Linked DNA regions of Homo sapiens: region 2 is linked to region 1. Evidence: chromatin contacts called from ENCODE Hi-C or POLR2A ChIA-PET data. All regions are on one chromosome and are shown on one strand. The core of a region is the stretch at or near the end of the contact, and the rest is flanking DNA. Distances in the headings are between cores, read along the strand shown. Region 1 holds the start of GLRX5 (glutaredoxin 5). Region 2 holds the start of BCL11B (BCL11 transcription factor B).

Region 1 (2,700 bases), core at 1-2,500:
GGAGCAGGCCCTTGTGCCTGGCCTCTTCCTCCTCCCCTACTCAGATAAGACTGGCGAATGCACGTGGAGTACTTGGAAAAGATGCTTATTAGCTGCAGCCTTCCCTCTCCCGGCCTAATCCATCTGGTCCCTGGTGCCCTGGCCCCCTGGGCTCCAAGGCTGAGCCAGTGAGTTAGCCCAGGGCCCAGGAGCCAGGGCTGCTTCTTTTCCCCACAAACCTCTCCAAGCCCTGGCCCACATAAATTCAGCCCTGTGCTTGAGTATCTAAAGCCAAATGTCATGACTCTTCCCCGACAACATAGATCCCGACTAAGGTCAGCCGACAGCTGTCCCAACCCTTTGCTTGTAGCAACCACAGAGGATGATGCTTGACACCCTGAGCCGTGAGCCAAGCGAGATCAGCCTCCGACCTCACTAGCCTCAAGGGCAACCTCAGCCCTCTCCCCACCATCGACAGCCCTAGACCTTACCCACGAGTAGGCCAATGGCTTCCAACCTCCCCAAAGTGTCCGCGAAAGTACCTATCTCACAGTGGGTCCTTACTATGAGTTTCCTAACCGTGCAGAGCAGTCAGGCAGCGGGCCACCCTCCTCCGAGTCAGTCATTGACAAATCGCCCCGAAACGCCTATATTAGCTCGAAGTGAGGATAAGTGAACCTTTAGGACTTTACCTACTGCTCAAGTTGGCAACAGTACAGAGCCCCAGATCCTCAAGACCCAGTGAAATCAACTACACCCTCAGCCCAGACTCTACTCCAGGGCAGTACTCCTCGCCCTAACCCGGCTCGAACCTTCAGACAGACCCCGGCGGATGGAGCCCCGCTCCCCAGCCCGGCGCGGCGGAACCCCTCGGCCTCGTGCAGCGATGCTCCTGGGCCCGGGGCGGAGGGCGCCTGCCCGGCACACTGGCCTGACCTTGTCGGAGCTCCGGGTCGTCCAGCACGTTGTAGGCCGCGTAATCGCGGACGCCGTGCAGCCGCAGGATCTGCACCACGGCGTTGCTGAAGCCGCACTGGGGCTGCTCCGGCGTCCCCTTGAGGAAGACCACCACCTTGTCCTTCTTCACCAGCGCGTCCAACTGCTCCGCCGAGCCGCCGCCGCCCGCGCCCGAGCCCGCCGCCCGCACGCCCGGACCCCAAAGGCCACCGCCGCCCGCGCCGCGCCCCCAGCGGAGCAGAGCCGCCGCAGCTCGGCCGAGGGACCCGCTCATCTCCGCACGCAAGCCGGAGCCCACGACGGCCCGGGCCCACAGCTGGCCACCCAGAGCGCTCCCCGGCCCGCGGCAGTCCGACCCGCCCCCTGGAGGCCCTCATTGGGCCGGCTCTAAACTGCCCTCCGTGATTGGACAATACTGATCAGTAATTACTCGATTCCACCAATCATGTTGCTCGTCCCGCCCGGCAGGTAGGAGGTGGGCCTTATGCCGGAGCCTCATCCTACTGCCTTACTATTGGTCGTCGGCAACCGCTTTGTTAGTTAATTGGAGAGACTGGATGTCCATCAGGGTCACGCTTGCAGGGCAACGAGAGGCAAAACAAGAGGGAAGACGACTTTCCTCCTGTGAGCCAATGAGGCCAGCTGGACTACGCCGAGACAACTGGGAGAGGCGCGGGACTCGCCCGTTCCGCGGAACGCCGGGAAGGGGTCACCTCCTGATGAAGTTTCCGGTTCCGGTGTCAGCGGCGGTTGAATTGCCATGGCAATGCGGTGGGCGCGCGCTTGTCGTGTTGGTCTCTTGGGAGGTAGCGGGGCTAGGCCGGGCGGGTATCCGCCTCTCCCAGCTTAGGTGAGCGTCCCCGGGCGCCTCCGGAGCGCCGCGGCCGCATGCAGTTCGTCGTGGCGGGGAGCCGGAGCCTGACCGGGGTTCCAGCGCTCGGGCCGTAGCCTTGGCTCCTGGACTTTCCCTGGCTCCGCCGCCACGTGGGAGCTGAGGCTCTGGGGCTTCCGCCTCCGGCGCGCGATTATTTCTCTAGAACAGTTTTCATTTTTAAAATTTGTAAAGCGCTTTTGCCTGTGTGATTTCCTCTGGGTTTTTTTTTTTTTTCTTCCTTTTTGTAGAGACGGAATTGGCGGCGGGGGCGGGGGGTCGATGTCTCACTTTTTTGCCCAGGCTGGTCTCGAACTCCTGGCTTCAAGGGATCCTCCTGCCTCGGCCTCTTAAAGTGCTGGGATTACAGGCGTGAGCCACCGCCCCCGGCCGCCTCTGAGTTTCCAGCCTCGTTGGCCCTCCAGCCTTTTAACCTGTTGGGCCTAGGATCAGGAAAGGTTTGTTGAATGGGGAACTAAGAAGTGAATTCGTTCGTTCGACAAACGTTTCCTGAGCAGCCGCTGGGTGCTAGGCGCAGTGCCAGCGCGGAATGTCCAGGGAGACCTGGTGCCCAAAGCTTGGACCCATCGTGAGAAATGAGAAGCAGATACAAAGCAGTGTGGGAGTGCAGAGGAGACAAAGCAAGCCTCATCAGGCCCATTGCTTGCTCTGCTCTCCCTTGTACTTACCAGTGCTTGACAATATACAGTTATTTACTAGCTTGGTTATTGACTTCCTACCCAGCACTCAGTTTTATTCACTGCTGTATCCTCAGTGCCTAGGACGATGCTTGGAACGTGGTAAGTGCTCCTATTGGCGGGAAGAATAAATCCGGAAGAGCAGGACCAGTGGACTTGCTACATAATCTGTAGTCTTGGAGCCGCACAGGGTTG
Region 2 (2,747 bases), core at 79-2,578, 3.7 Mb before region 1:
CCGCCCTGGCCGCCTCCAGAGAAACCCTGAGAAGGGAGAGGAGGCCAGCCGCGTGGCGCGCCCAGCCCTGGAGGCCAGGTCATCAAATTGACAAAGTTGGCCACAGCCTGGGGAATGGGGGGTGTCCACGGGGGCCGTGGTCTGGCCTTGTCCCCGGGCCACGGAGAGGCCCCACAACTCCTCTTGTCCTCGCCGGTTGGAGATCAAACGGCTGACAAGGCAGCTGCGTCCTTCCCAGTCTGACAGGCATTTCCAAGTCCTACCCTGGGCCGAGGAGCGCGGGGGGCGGGGTGTGACTTCCAGGTTGCTGTGATTGTCAGGGGCGCCTCCTGGAGTCACCCACCCGAGTATCTGCGGAGATTTGGCCACACCTACTCCTGGGCTGGCAAGTCCAAGTCCCTCTCCCACGTGGAGCGCCCCGGTCCCTTTACCCTCTCGCTTGCCATAGACCCAGTTTAGGAGGTGGGGTCGTGTTTGACCCCAGGAGTTAATCGGGGTAAGGTGAGGGGAGGGGACAAAGATTTGAGTGAAAATCCTTTTCCAAGTGGGACTCAAACAAGGTCTCAAACACTTCTCACCCCCTCACGTGCTCTTGATTCTGTTGTCTTAGTGTCGTTTATTTTGTCATCCTCACCCTCCCAGAGTCTGTAATACCAGGATTTATATGGAGACACTTTTTGGAAGTTGAACTCCAACATCTACTCCCCTCCCCTCGCCGCCCGCGACCATAAAACAAAAGTAAAAACTACCAAGCGACTTTTCCAGGGAAACGAAGCGATTCTTACTGTCCCCCCAACTCCCATGTCGACCCCAACCCTTTTCCACAGTCCACGCCCCCACCCCCAAAGTCCAAGTCCGAAAGAGCTTTTGGGTGGGTGGAGACTTGCATTGATTCAATTTAGTTCACTCACACAGCACCCCGCCCCCCTTCTCAGGGGGTCCTGCTCCCAGGATGGAGGAGATATAAGGACGATTTTTCTTTTATTTTAAAATAAGCTGCCCAGTGGCCCCCCCCAACCCCCTCCCGCTGTTGCGCAGCCGGGGCTCGGGGGAGATGAGCGCACAAAAACGCGGTTTGCACGTGTGTCCGGCTTGGGCTGCGGGTGTGCGCAACTGGCGACTGTGTGTGTGTGTGTGTGAGTGTGCGCGCGCGCGCGAGTGTGTCTCTGTGTGTGCTTTCTTGTTCTCTTACAGGGTACAATGTTAAAAAGCCACCGCTAGTCGCCCCCAGTGCTCCGACTCTCTGGGTCTTTTTGTCTCTAGTGCAGATTAAACGTCACGTCCGCACTTGAACTTGAATTTTATCCCATTGTACAGAGGCAGCCCCAGCCATAGAGAGACCGAGAGCTCCCAGAGAACCCGGACTCCGCCATCTTCACGTTGCAATCTATAGCTCCCAGTCTGCGCCCGCACCGACCCAGGCGCACTGGGCGAGCCGCCCCTCCGCCCCGCTCCCCCCGGGCCCGCGGCGCCAGGGGAGCGCTGGGGAGCGCTCGCGGGGACTCGGCAGCCCCTCCGGCCGGCGCCAGCCTGCCAGGTGAACTGGGAAGGAGCCTCTCCTGGTGTCCCCCCAGAGCCTCGGAAGGGTCAGTCTCCGAGAAAAAACAAAAACAAAAACAAAAACAGGCAGCCCGCAGAAAACCCAGAAACAACCGAACCGGGGCAGTTTTACATTGCTTTGGGTTTTTTGAGGGGGCGGGGTGAGGGGGTACGAGACAAGTCCCCAAGTTTTCTTTGCTTTTTTTTTTCCTTTGCTTTTTCTTCTTTTATTTTTTTATTTGTTTGCATTTTTTTTCCCCTCCTGGTAGAAGTGCGCTTTCCACCTACCAGACCCTGAAAGAAAGTGTCAGGAGCCGGTGCAAAACCCAGTTTAAGTTCAAGAAGACATTTGCAAGTGCAAGAGGCCAAGCAGTTTGAAGAAGTGTAAGAGATTTTTTTTCCTTCGAAAGAATATATTTTTAAAGAAACCAGCCAGTCCGCGGAAAGCAACAGCAGTTTTTTTTTTTTTTGCCTCTTTTTCTTATTTTAGATCGAGAGGTTTTTCTTGCTTTTCTTCCCTTTTTTTTCTTTTTGCAAACAAAACAAAAAACAGCATAGAAGAAAGAGCAAAATAAAGAAGAAGAAGAGGAGGAAGAGAGGGAAAGAGAGGAAGGGAAAAAAAACACCAACCCGGGCAGAGGAGGAGGTGCGGCGGCGGCGGCGGCGGCGGCAGCGGCGGCAGCGGCGCGGCGGCGGCTCGGACCCCCTCCCCCGGCTCCCCCCATCAGTGCAGCTCTCCGGGCGATGCCAGAATAGATGCCGGGGCAATGTCCCGCCGCAAACAGGGCAACCCGCAGCACTTGTCCCAGAGGGAGCTCATCACCCGTAAGTGTCTGCGGAGTGCGCGCGAGGGGCCGGAGATGGGGCTCCGGGCGTCTGGGGCTGGGGACACCGAGCCCGGAACAGCCGAGCCTGGCCAGGCGCCGGGGCCGCCCGCTGGCTGGCAGAGTCTACGGCGTCGGCCTGGAGCATGGCGGGGGGCGGGGGCCATAGGAAAGTTTCTTTGCAGCCCGGGGAGTTGGGGCGCCGAGCAGCCGGACGCGCCTCGGGCTCGGGGGCCTGCGGAGCCGGCTCCGGGCCGGGGAGGGGGCATGCAGGCTGGAGGAGTGTGTGTGTGTGCGCGCCGAGCCCGGCTGGACGCTCGCCCCTCCGAGCGGCGTGTGTGGCGGCGGCGGCGCTGGTGGCGGGGTTTGGAGAGGAGGGGGAGG

The links. Hi-C counts contacts between places; a loop is a spot of excess contacts on that map. ChIA-PET counts read pairs that join two places held with the same protein, here RNA polymerase II (POLR2A). Pooled maps may share reads with other maps.
Region 2: a loop to region 1 is called in a pooled map, with 4 times the contacts of the local background. The contact joins the promoter of BCL11B here to the promoter of GLRX5 in region 1. A Hi-C loop is called at or near these places in 2 of 50 pooled maps. POLR2A ChIA-PET finds 5 or more read pairs at or near these places in 3 of 52 experiments (Caco-2, RWPE1 and activated CD8-positive, alpha-beta memory T cell).

What each region holds. Positions count from the first base shown.
Region 1 is chr14:95,533,600-95,536,299 of GRCh38, reverse strand. It overlaps GLRX5 (glutaredoxin 5), which reads right to left and starts at 1,250. Exons shown (of 2, transcript NM_016417.3): 1 at 916-1,250. The coding sequence starts at 1,210. SNHG10 (small nucleolar RNA host gene 10) reads left to right here and starts at 1,428. Exons shown (of 1, transcript NR_003138.3): 1 at 1,428-2,700. It also overlaps SCARNA13. RefSeq lists silencers at 818-877, 1,088-1,377 and enhancers at 1,518-1,977, 1,241-2,030, 2,031-2,700.
Region 2 is chr14:99,270,778-99,273,524 of GRCh38, reverse strand. BCL11B (BCL11 transcription factor B) reads left to right here and starts at 1,328. Exons shown (of 4, transcript NM_138576.4): 1 at 1,328-2,364. The coding sequence starts at 2,307. RefSeq lists a silencer at 1,402-1,481.